Linked DNA regions of Homo sapiens: region 2 is linked to region 1. Evidence: chromatin contacts called from ENCODE Hi-C or POLR2A ChIA-PET data. All regions are on one chromosome and are shown on one strand. The core of a region is the stretch at or near the end of the contact, and the rest is flanking DNA. Distances in the headings are between cores, read along the strand shown. Region 1 holds the start of DDR1 (discoidin domain receptor tyrosine kinase 1). Region 2 holds the start of POU5F1 (POU class 5 homeobox 1).

Evidence for each region. Hi-C counts contacts between places; a loop is a spot of excess contacts on that map. ChIA-PET counts read pairs that join two places held with the same protein, here RNA polymerase II (POLR2A). Pooled maps may share reads with other maps.
Region 2: POLR2A ChIA-PET joins it to region 1 with 11 read pairs in WTC11. The contact joins the promoter of POU5F1 here to the promoter of DDR1 in region 1. A Hi-C loop is called at or near these places in 1 of 50 pooled maps. POLR2A ChIA-PET finds 5 or more read pairs at or near these places in 4 of 52 experiments (K562 and WTC11).

What each region holds. Positions count from the first base shown.
Region 1 is chr6:30,882,282-30,888,060 of GRCh38, reverse strand. It overlaps DDR1 (discoidin domain receptor tyrosine kinase 1), which reads right to left and starts at 3,542. Exons shown (of 18, transcript NM_001297654.2): 1 at 3,351-3,542. RefSeq lists enhancers at 1,135-1,641, 2,657-3,164, 3,234-4,007.
Region 2 is chr6:31,168,968-31,174,746 of GRCh38, reverse strand. It overlaps POU5F1 (POU class 5 homeobox 1), which reads left to right and starts at 4,065. Exons shown (of 5, transcript NM_002701.6): 1 at 4,065-4,531. The coding sequence starts at 4,127. It overlaps PSORS1C3 (psoriasis susceptibility 1 candidate 3), which reads left to right. Exons shown (of 3, transcript NR_152839.1): 3 at 714-1,012. RefSeq lists enhancers at 1-36, 2,702-3,559, 3,560-4,417, 4,418-5,275, 5,276-5,779 and 3 more and promoters at 3,746-4,127, 1,524-4,127.

The DNA of each region.
Region 1 (5,779 bases), core at 2,293-4,792:
AAGTGATGAAAAGGGAGGCACCATGCTCAATGGCAGAAATGAGTGTTATCTTCTATTTGGAAAGCAATCTAGCAATGTCTATTATAATTAAAAATGCACATCCTCTTCGACCCAGCATTCCCTCGAGAGAGAAGCACCAGGAAGTAAGAACATATGTGCAGGTCTGGGTCTGGTGGCTCATGCCTGTAACCCCAGCACTTTGGGAGGCCGAGATGGGAGGATCACTTGAGGCCAGGAGTTAGAGACCAGCCTGGTGAACATAGTGAGACCCCATCTCTTTAAAAAAAGTGAAAAATAAAAATAAAAAAGAAGATTTCAAAGATGTTTATTATGGTACCTTTTGTAAGACATAAATCTGTAAGATATGTGAATGCCCACAGGGGACAGGCTGGAATTAAAAAAAATAAGGTTTATTGACTACTATGCAGCTATGAAAAGTAACAAAGAGGCAATATATTCCTAACTTTGTGTGATTTCCATGTATATCTGTTGAATATGAAAAGCAAGCAACAGAAGTATAAAAAATATCCCACCTTTTGAAAATAGAATAAACAAGCACCCATGTTTGTATATATACCTGTGTGTACGTCTAGAAGGAGAGAATATATAATAGAATATAACAATAGAATACAATATAACAAGAGTTAACATGAACGGGGCAAAAGAAAAGCAAATTTAAAAAGACAGGTTGATTGTACTATTTTTCTAAATCTTGTAACATAAATGCATTTATGTAAAATCATAAGATATGTAAAAGAATATGAAAATCATTTTGACTTTTAAAAAATAAATATGTCCCAGGAAAGGTTGGGCAATTCCTTGTTGAGGATATGATAGAATTAAACATCAGATAAGCCTGGACCAGCTCACCCTGCTGCCCTCCCACATAGGAGTCCAGAATTCTAAGAGAAGGGCAGAGGGGACCCCAGCACCTTCTAGTCTTACTGTCCCCTATAGCCCTCTAGGCCCAGGGTGGTCCCTGGACCATCAGCAATACCTGGAAGCATGGAAGAAATCAGAATCTCAGGCTCACCCTTGACCTGCTCAATCAAAATCTGCCTTTTAACACAATTCCCAGGTGACCTGTGCCCATTAAAGTTTGAAAATCCCTACTCTGTTCCTCAGGCCCAGGAAGCTTACCCCACATAAAACTATTCTAAATGGCATCTCCTTACAAACCCAAGTAACTACTCTCCCCTCCCCTGCTGCAGGAAAAGCTATCCTAACCTGTACTGGTCTCAGAGCCCTGTACTGAAGTCTCCAGGCCCTGGAGTCCTGAGGGACTCGACTGCCACCTCTTATCAGGTTCAGGGCATCTTGGGCCCAGTTATCCCTGCTCTGCCTTCCTGAGACCCAGACATCCAGTCCCCCCAGTTCCCACTTCCAGAAGGTGGCTGCCTCTGAGGGACTGAGGAAAGGCTGAGTTGCCTTGGAGACGAGGGCGGGTCTAAAGACAAGGAAGGCAGGTCACCCCAGGAGGTAGGAGGAGTGGGGGATACTCCCCCATCCCTTTGTCCTCCTCCAGCTGCTCCCACAATGCACTAGGGCAGGAATGTAAGAGGCAGCTGAGACCCCAGAGCTCTGAAGCAGCAGCTGAGGGGGACGACTGAGTTGTGGGGGGCACTCAGAGGCTAGAACCAGAAGGCATCACGCCTGGTCCCTTAGGGTCCAGCGCCGGGGAGCAGGCTGCCAGAGTCCCAGGAGACTGGCTTGGAATTCCTGGGTGCCGCTCTCCAACCCCACCTCTCTCGGGAACAGCGGGGCTCTTGTTCCCCTAAGTAACCTTCATGCCTATCCCAGATGAGTCATCAGAGCCACACAGAGCCGAGAGGAGCCCGGGGCAGAGATACAAAGGCAGGCAGAGGATACGAGGCAGGCGGAGACAGAGCGAGAGCCACAATGCAAGAGGTAAATAGAGCAGGCTCAGAAACACGGGGCACAGAGCCAAGCAGAGGAACACGGAGAAGCACAGAGACGTCTGGGCTGTCTGTTCTCCAACACCCCCAGTCACCTCATCTCTCTCCACTGGGTCTTCAGTCCACAGTCAGAGACCCAGAGGGCAAGAGAGGACAAGCCCAGAAGACCTTCCCCAATCCCACCCCCTTCCACTCCATTACAACCAAAGACAAACCAGGGGCCAGGCCACCCTGCCTCAAGCCCTTCACGCTCCTCTCCCAACCCCCAAGTCCCACTCAGACAACACCCACACAGCTCTGTACACACACACACGGTGAAACACACAAACTTACTGAACTGGCTGTAAACAGCGAGGCTAAATGTGGCATGCACACACCCACCTCTCAGTGTCCCTGACAACCCTCACAGAGTTTCTGAGACAGAGCAAACACAGAAGCTCATGCATACATCAACCCGTCCACACCTTGGCATTCCTTCAAGTCCAACCCCATCGCTCAGTGAATAGCCACCTTCAGACACCTGTGAACATGAAATGACAGACACCACATGCTCCTGTGACCAAAAGACAGCATGAGACACACACACCCGGGCCCTTGGGCACAGGATCCCCAGAGAACTGGGGCCCAGCCTCTAACACACATGGGTGACCAAGCCAGAGGGACGTCGAGGGGGCAGGGAACAGGTGGGCGCTGGGTGGGAAGAGTGGCAATAAGGACAACAGCCTTTCCCTGCCTTTCCACTCACTCCCCTTTCACCTGTCTCCACCACACCACTCAGTCCTGGACACACCTACAGGCCCTCAGCAACAGCCAGCGAGCTTGGGCGCCTGCCTCTGGCTGCTGGAAGCGCTGGGAAGAAATGTTCAGCCAAGAGCCAGGCATGGGGGGGTGGGACCCTGAAGCTGGCGCTCACCGGCAGTGACATTCTCTCATGCCAGAGCTAATTGACCATCCAGCCGGGAAGAGTGGTGTCACTGGTGGGTTAGAGTGGCAGTCCCTCTTTTTGCTGGACTGTGACCAGACTGACCAACTGGGTGTTGGCTGAGCGGAGGCTTAGCAGTTAGATGCCCGCAGGGACTGGCCAGGTGGAGGGCAGGCGATAGATGAGCTGACTCAGTGGGGCTGCACAGGAGCACCTCCTCCCGGGGCTCAGTTCCTCCGCACTGAGTGAGAGGGGACTTGCCTCAAGGCTGGAGGCTCAAAACTCTTTCTGGGAGGTCACGGGCTTCACCTCCACCCAGTCCCCGCCCCCGGTTTTCAGACGGTATGCCAGAGCATCGGGGAGGCGGGCAGGGAGGCTTAGAAGAGCTGGACGACCAAGCATGGCTCGGGACGTCCTGCCTCCCCCGCCCCTCGCCCTGCAGGCGCCGCCGCGCGCCCCCACCCCAAGAGCCCCAGGCCTCCGCCCGCGGGTTCCGCCGCCGCTCTCCCTACCTCTCATCGCTCTTCCCGGCAGACCCAGGCGTCCGACCCGGGAGCGGGGCCTCTTCGGCGGCGGGGCGAGGGGCGGGGGAGGCGGAGGGAGCCAGGAGCCGGGAGCCGGGAGCGGGAGGCGCCGGCGGGGCTCGGGTGTCGGGAGGCGGCTCCCGAGAGCAGCTGTCGGGGGCCTGTTCCGGGGAGAGGAGCCAGGGCTGGGGCGGCTCGGGCCCAGGCGCCGCCTCCCCCTCGCCTCGGCTCCCTCCCTTCCTCCTCCCGCTCCTCGCTCCCCTCCCTCCCCTCGGCCTTCTCGCCGCGCGTTCGGGCTCGCAGCCCTCCCTTCCCCCTCCCGGACCCAGTAGTCCCAGTGGCTCCCACGCCCGGCGCCGAGCTCCAGGCCCCGCGCCCGCCACGCCCACCCCGCGCGCTAGCGCCCGGCCCGGCCTCCCCCAGGTAACCCGCCCGCCAAGCCCGCCTGGGCGCTCCCAGGCCGCCCAGCCGCCCGCGCCGCTGCCTCCGGCCGGCTCCGCGCCCAGCCCCCTCCACCCACTCGCAGCCCACCCCCGCTTCCCCAAACGAGAACCTCCAAAGCTGGCGCCCCAGGGGGCTGGCTGCAGTCCCGCTCAGGGCCCACGAGGGGAAGACGCCCCTCCTACTTCTGGGATCGGTTCCTGGTGGGAGAGGCAAAGGGGAGCAGCCCCAGGGCACAGAGGAAGAAGCAGGTTCCCACAGGCTCGGCCCAGCCCAGCTGCGGGAGTTAGCCCAGAGAAGGGAGCAGAGCTCAGGTCTCAGGGCTCACCTGTCCAGCCAGGCCCCAGACTGCTCTTCTCCCTCCACCAACCTTTGCTCCTCTCTCGCAGCCTGTGCGCTCCCGCCCCTACGACCCAACCTGGAAGGCCCCAGACCCTGAAGGCGGGCCCACTCTCTTCTCCTTCTCCTCTCAGTTCCTCTCTCTGAAGGGCGTTCTAAGGGACCCGGGGGTCCAGACGCCCAGGCCCTGATTCCCCTGGGCTCCCAACGGAGTGGAGTGGGAGGGGGACTCAGGAGTCCTCAGGGCAAGCCTCCCTCAGGCCCAGCCAGCTCTGGCCGTAGTGGGCCAGAGGGTCTGATCACTGGCCAGAAGAGGCCAAAAATGAGGCCAGGACAAAGTTGAGTGGTCGGGAGGAGGAAGAAGAGGAGCAGGAGAAGGATGGAGGCACACTGAAAATCACACACAGTCAAAAGGAAGGGGACCAAGAGACCCAGGGAAGATGAAACAGTGAGACTGAGTAGGCAAAGCAACTGAGAGAGCTACTGGGCAGAGGATGGAGCGGGACAGAACAGCTTGTGGTGGGAGGTGCTTTTTCCCCACTCAGCACTACCTCAGCCCCTCACCTCTCTCCACACCCCCACACCTGCTCACCACCTAGACAATGTCACGGTCACAGGAAGTTCTCGCTCCACTGCACATCTCCGCCCCAGGAACCTCACAGTAGATAAAAACATACCCTGCTTGCAGTCCCAGACAACAATCCCAAGAAAGAAACACGAAGTCCCAACCAGACAAGTACACAAAAGCACTACCAGGAAGAAGCTGGCCCTTGGGAAAGGCCGAGGCACACATGGGCACTAGTTCAGAAGCCCAAGGACGTTCCAACGGCTGAGGGACCTGCTAACAGACAGCCCCAGGGTCACTCGAAGAGCAGCTTCTTCCCGCCTTCCTGTCCCACCAAGCCCCCAGGGATTCATTCCCCCAGAACACCTACCCCTCCAGAGAACAGCAGCTGGGGAATCTAGGCCCAGGAGACGCTGGACTGGGGGTGGGGCCAGCCTGGGGGTGGGGCCAAGGCTTCCCAAGTCACCTCACCTGGCAGCCCACAGCCCCTCCTTCCAGGAGCTGTGCTCTGGGAAAGCCCCAACAGGCCTGCCAGGCAAGCTACAGCCCGTCATACCCTGGTGGGACATTCCACACCCCAGGCCCACGCTGACCCCAGCTAAGTGGCATGGCAGTGCCAGACAGAGGGGTCCACTGGGGAGAGCAGAAGGAGCTAGAGAGTCCTGAAACCTTTGTCCCCTCTTCTCACTGCCTCAGGAGAAATTCCTAGTGGTGATGCCCACCTCGCCCCAGCTCTAGGCTGGAGGAGTGGGAGGGATGCAAGGCTGGGGCCCAGTGGAGTCAAGTGACAACGGAAAGGGAGCTGGAGCCAGCTGGAATGCGGGACTCGGAGCCGAGATTCCCAGGGGCCTGAGAGGGAAATCCCAGCCATCCTGGGGCCCAGAGAGCAGCACCAAAGACCAAGAGGGCCTGATTACCCATCCGTGGTCCCCAGAGCCCATTCCACATCTCCTGCATCACTCCGAACCCCAGAGGCCCCCTGTGTCCCTGAGAACCCCCAAATGACCCTCTACCATCCCCTCCCATCCTGGGCTTCCCTCCCCTTCAAGCCAGTGGCAGCCTGCTGCCCAGG
Region 2 (5,779 bases), core at 2,816-5,315, 290 kb before region 1:
AGTGCTGGGATTATAGGCATGAGCCACCGCTCCCGGCCTCCTCCTATATCTCTTGATCAAACTTCAGGGGAAAACCTGCCAGATTCCCCAGGAAGGATGCTTGGAGGTAGGTGGCAGGGTACAGGGAGGCCTATGCCAACTTCTCATTGAACACCACTCCCAGCTTTCCTACCCCCATTTCTCTTCACAGGTGTGCAGAGAAGTCTACATTCCCATGTCAAGTAAGGGGGGTGGGTAGATGGGAGGGCATATGAGAGCGGGGCAGCAATTTTATGTCTGAGTTGGAAGGAAGTTTAGAGTTCATTGAGTCCAAATCCTCTTTACTAGGTGAGGAAACTGAGGCACAGGAGGGGGAGGTGCCATTAGCCAGGGAGTCAGAGCCAGGACTTAGAACCTGGTCCATGCCTCCTAGTTTGTTCCTGACCAATCCTCCCAGCTCACCCACTCCTTTTGCTCTCACCTCTGACTCCCTACAGGCTACAGCTAGAGAGTTGACTCCTCTATTTGAGGTAAGAGTGTCTGGATTTGGGATAAGGTGACCTCAGTTTGCAGGGCTCATGGGGGAGATCAGAGGGTCCTTTGTTGAGAAGAGGGGACTTGGTCCACAGTGAGCAAAGGAATTTGTCTAAATTGCTATTAAGGGAGATCATCTCCCAAGGTGGGCCAAGCCTGAACCCTCAGCCCTCCGTTTCTTCCCTTTCTTTTGCCTTCAGATTGACAGGCCTCGGAAGTCAAAATAAGTGGTTTCCTAGACCGGGTCGAGAGCAAGTCTCTATTGGTCCCAACTGAGTTTTTTCAGCTGGTTTTTCAACCAAACAGCACCTCATCTCCCAGTGAGGGGAAGGGAAGGCTGGGCTGAGAGCAGCAAGGCTGCTCATCTCACCTCTCCCCACCCAGCCATGCCAGCCGCCTCACCTGGTGGGGAGAGGTGGGCCTCACCTGGGTCCCCTGGCAGTGCTCTGTGAAGGGTCTTGACATTGCACTGTAATAATAAAGGTGTGTGTGAAGTATCTTTTTATGGTGACTTTCTAAAACCCAGGGAATCATGGGACCAGTTCTGATGACTCAGCCTGGCTTCCAGTCTCCTCCAGGCCCAACGGTGGCCCCCAGCACTGGTTGGGGCCTGGGAGAGCTGGCCTTGGCTGAAGTGAAGCCACCTACCCTTCAGGCATAACAGGACAGTGAGAAGGAAGGAAAGCCTGCCTCAACCTCCCATCAGCCCTGAGCACCCCAGAAGGGGGCCGGCTAGGAGTCTAGGCATGCAGGAGGCTGACCCCTGACTGGGCTCATATCCAGCCACAAGGCAGCCAGGGATCCAGGCACCCACCCCTTGTCTGCGTCCCTCTCGGGAATGGGCCTCTTGCCCAGGCCAGAAATACACCACCTACAGTACAAATTATAATCTAAAAACAAGAGGGTGGTGTTGAGTGGGGAAATTGGGGAAGGTGTTTTAGGAGCCACTAGGAAAATGGGCAGCAGGGACTCTCTGGACTGGCTTGGGAAGAGCGCTTTTGGGGAACCTGGAGGATGGCAAGCTGAGAAACACTGGTGTGGAGATTCCAGCCAAATCCCAGGCCTGCCCCTCCCCCTCCTCTGAGAGGCCGTCTTCTTGGCAGACAGCAGAGAGATGCATGACAAAGGTGCCGTGATGGTTCTGTCCTGGGGATTGAGATGGCTGGGGAGGGGCCTCCTCCTGTTCCGAAGCATGTTCCTCCCACCCCCACCAGGCCCCATAATCTACCTGCCTTTTGGGCAGTTAAAGGCCGAGAAGTGAACACAGCTGCAACCCCACTGCCTTGTAGACCTTCCGGCAGACCTGTGGCAGGTATTGAAATGCACGCATACAATTAGGCTCAAAAAGTCTACACAGACAGGAGATGGGCACACGAACAGAGGCAACATAAGAGTGGGGGAAAAGTCTCAAAAGACTCACGGATGCCACCAAGATGAAGACAGCTGGCCACGGGACACCCATCCCCTTAGAAGGCAGATAGAGCCACTGACCCCAGCAGACAAGCCCAGGCAGGGCTGAGCCTGGAGCCTGCAATGAGAAGCCTTACTTAAGTCGACAGAGGTCAGCGTGCCCAGTCCAGACCTGGCCTTCTGGCCTTCGAAGCTGTGGGGAGCCCTGGCCCAGAGCCCCCTCTGGAGCCCCCAGACTTACCCCAGGCCCTCCACTGAGATCAAGTTTTGGGAGCAGACAGACAAACATCATCCCTCACAGACAGGCATTCCGTTGGCTATTCTCTTGCAAACAGAATCAAGCACTAGACCAGCAGCATGAGCCTCAGGATACTCAGGCCAGGCCCAGAAAAACAGACCCTGAAGGGGAGCTTAGGGCAGCCTTCCTGCACGCCTCCACAAATCACTCTCCACCTCCTCTGCGTCTTTCTGCCAGCCAGCCCCACTAAACAAAGCACATCCCTCAATCTGCCAGGCTCGGGGAGGGACGCACGATGAAGCTGGACGCCTGAGTCCCCCAGAGGAAGGAGGAACTAGATACCTAGGTCCCTGTGGGGGGCCCTTGGTGCCCGTCTGAGGCTCAGTCTTTGAGGGGATTGCAGAGGGGGGTTGCTGGAGCTCCTTTTAGCGTCTCTGAAGGGGATTCTGTGTGAGGGGATTGGGACTGGGGGGTTGGGGAGCAGGAAGCAGTCCCCAGGGGAGCCATCCAGGCCCATTCAAGGGTTGAGCACTTGTTTAGGGTTAGAGCTGCCCCCTCTGGGGACCGGGATTGTCCAGCCAAGGCCATTGTCCTGCCCCCTTCCCCCAGTCCCTCCCAGGCTTCTTTGAACCTGAAGTCAGATATTTTTTCTCCACACCCCCCACCCCCTGGTTTTCCCCACCCAGGGCCTAGGGCTGGAGGCCTGGGCCAGGGAGGTGGGGGAGGGAGAACGGGGCCTACCGTGGTATTAGATGTCTGAGTTTTGGTTGAGAGGGGAGCAAGGAACCTGATGTGCAGGTTCCATAGTGGAGGGGGCCCAAAGCGGGTGTCTTATCACTCTGTTTCAGCAAAGGTTGGGAAACTGAGGCCCAGTCAGTCCAAAGTCTGGTCCCTTGAAGGGGAAGTAGGGACCAACCCCTTAGTCTGTTAGATGAGGAGAGTCTGGAGTCTGATTCTGGAAGACGGAGGGGTGGGGGGATGGGGGGGTGGGGGGATATAGCACGGAGGCCTTGTCTGGCAGTCTACTCTTGAAGATGGGGTGAAATTTGGCAGGCTGGGCAGATGGTGCCAGGCACCCAGGCTGCGGGGTGGCTGGATTTGGCCAGTATCGGGATGGGAATGCCTAGGATTCTGGATGGATCGGGGGAAGGCATAAGGGAGCAGCTGGCCATTGTGCTTATGGCTGTTGATGCATTGAGGGATAGCGCCACACACACATTCAATAAATTTGAGGAGCTGAGAGGGTGACTGGCCCCTGAAGGCACAGTGCCAGAGGTCTGTGGAGAGGGGGTCAAGCACCTGGGTTCCTGAAGAACATGGAGGTGTGGGAGTGATTCCAGACAGCTGGGATGTGCAGAGCCTGAGAGAGTGCCAGGGAGCGGGTTGGGAGTTGAAAGTTGGGTGTGGTGGCTCACGCCTTTAATCATGACACTGGGCGGCAGAGGCGGGAGGATTTCTTGAGGACAGGAATTCAAGACCAGCCTGGGTAACATAGCAAGGCCCCATCTCTACTAAAAATAAAAAAACTAACAGGGCACAGTGGTCCAAGCCTGTAGTCCCAGCCACTTAGGAGGCTGGAGCAGAAGGATTGCTTTGGCCCAGTAGATCGAGGCTACATTGAGCCATCATTGTACTCCACTGCACTCCAGTCTGGGCAACAAAGTGAGACCCTGTCTTAAAAAATAAAAATAAAAAAAGTTTCTGTGGGGGACCTGCACTGAGGTCCTGGAGGGGCGCCAGTTGTGTCTCCCGGTTTTCCCCTTCCACAGACACCATTGCCACCACCATTAGGCAAACATCCTTCGCCTCAGTTTCTCCCCCCACCTCCCTCTCCTCCACCCATCCAGGGGGCGGGGCCAGAGGTCAAGGCTAGTGGGTGGGACTGGGGAGGGAGAGAGGGGTTGAGTAGTCCCTTCGCAAGCCCTCATTTCACCAGGCCCCCGGCTTGGGGCGCCTTCCTTCCCCATGGCGGGACACCTGGCTTCGGATTTCGCCTTCTCGCCCCCTCCAGGTGGTGGAGGTGATGGGCCAGGGGGGCCGGAGCCGGGCTGGGTTGATCCTCGGACCTGGCTAAGCTTCCAAGGCCCTCCTGGAGGGCCAGGAATCGGGCCGGGGGTTGGGCCAGGCTCTGAGGTGTGGGGGATTCCCCCATGCCCCCCGCCGTATGAGTTCTGTGGGGGGATGGCGTACTGTGGGCCCCAGGTTGGAGTGGGGCTAGTGCCCCAAGGCGGCTTGGAGACCTCTCAGCCTGAGGGCGAAGCAGGAGTCGGGGTGGAGAGCAACTCCGATGGGGCCTCCCCGGAGCCCTGCACCGTCACCCCTGGTGCCGTGAAGCTGGAGAAGGAGAAGCTGGAGCAAAACCCGGAGGAGGCAAGTGAGCTTCGACGGGGTTGGGGTGTGGGGAGGTGGTCATGACAGGGCAGCCTGATGGGGAAGTGGTCACCTGCAGCTGCCCAGACCTGGCACCCAGGAGAGGAGCAGGCAGGGTCAGCTGCCCTGGCCAGGGAGGGGTGTGTATCAACTGCTGGCAGCCCTGGCAGGCAGGGGCCAGGTGGGAAGTGGAAGCTGGATTTCGAAGAGACAACTGCCGGTGAGGGCAGAGCAGCCTGGGAGAGTCGGAAGCTGGCCCAGGCTGGCCTTTGCTCTGGCCCAGCCCTTGTCAGGGTCTCTCACATCTCCTAGGCCTGCCCAGGGTCTGGTCACTCATTACTGGCCCAGCACCAGACCCAGCTTGGGGTTGGTTTGAGCCCCTTTTCCCACCCTTAGTCCTGCTTGAAAATTTGACCCTTATCAGACCCAAGATTTTGGCCTTAGGGTTAAGCATAGCCTGAGGGTAAAAACAGTGCTCATTCCAGGATTATTGTTCCTGAAAGTCTAGGGTGTGACTCGTTTCTGATAGGATCTCCTGTTTGGGCTGTGTGTGTGCGCGTTGTGAGCTGGGTTTACCTCCAGTCAAGTATAGGGCTTGTCTTCCCCGGATCTCTGCCTCAGGCCAATGACTGGCCACTGTGTTAAGGTGCACACCCTGGCACCCCTTGTAGAAAGCTGGATTTTGATTGACTTCAGCCTCAGTTCCAAAGTTGTAAACAAGAAAAATGGTGAGAGATTTCTCCAGGCCATTTGCAAATATAGAGCTGCTGCGGGATTGAAGGCATCCAGCCCTGCTGAGGACTATTAAAGATGTATCTTCCAGTCCTTCAAGGCGACAAGTGTAAGCAATTAGAGATTAAATACTAAGCCTTGAGACCTCACAGAAAGGTGTGACTGGTTTCTGGAGTGACCGAGAAGCCCCAACCTCTTCGCAGGAGGTCACTGCTGAGCCTTGAATGATAATGGCTGGCAATTGTGGTCCACTTCCTAAGTGCCTGGCTGTGTGCTCCGTTTATACATCATTATCTCATTAACCAGCACAAAATCTCCTAGGGGGAGGTATTATTATCCTATTTAACGGGTTTTAACTGCTAAATGATGAAGCGAGGATTTGGACCAGTGTTTATTCCAAAACCCCAAAACAGAATTTGGAAAATCCAAGATAGCAGAGGGCATTTATCAGTTTGAGTTATTGGCTGAGCAGAAGTTGGGGATGAAAACAGCCTATTTGAAATTGATATGATCAAG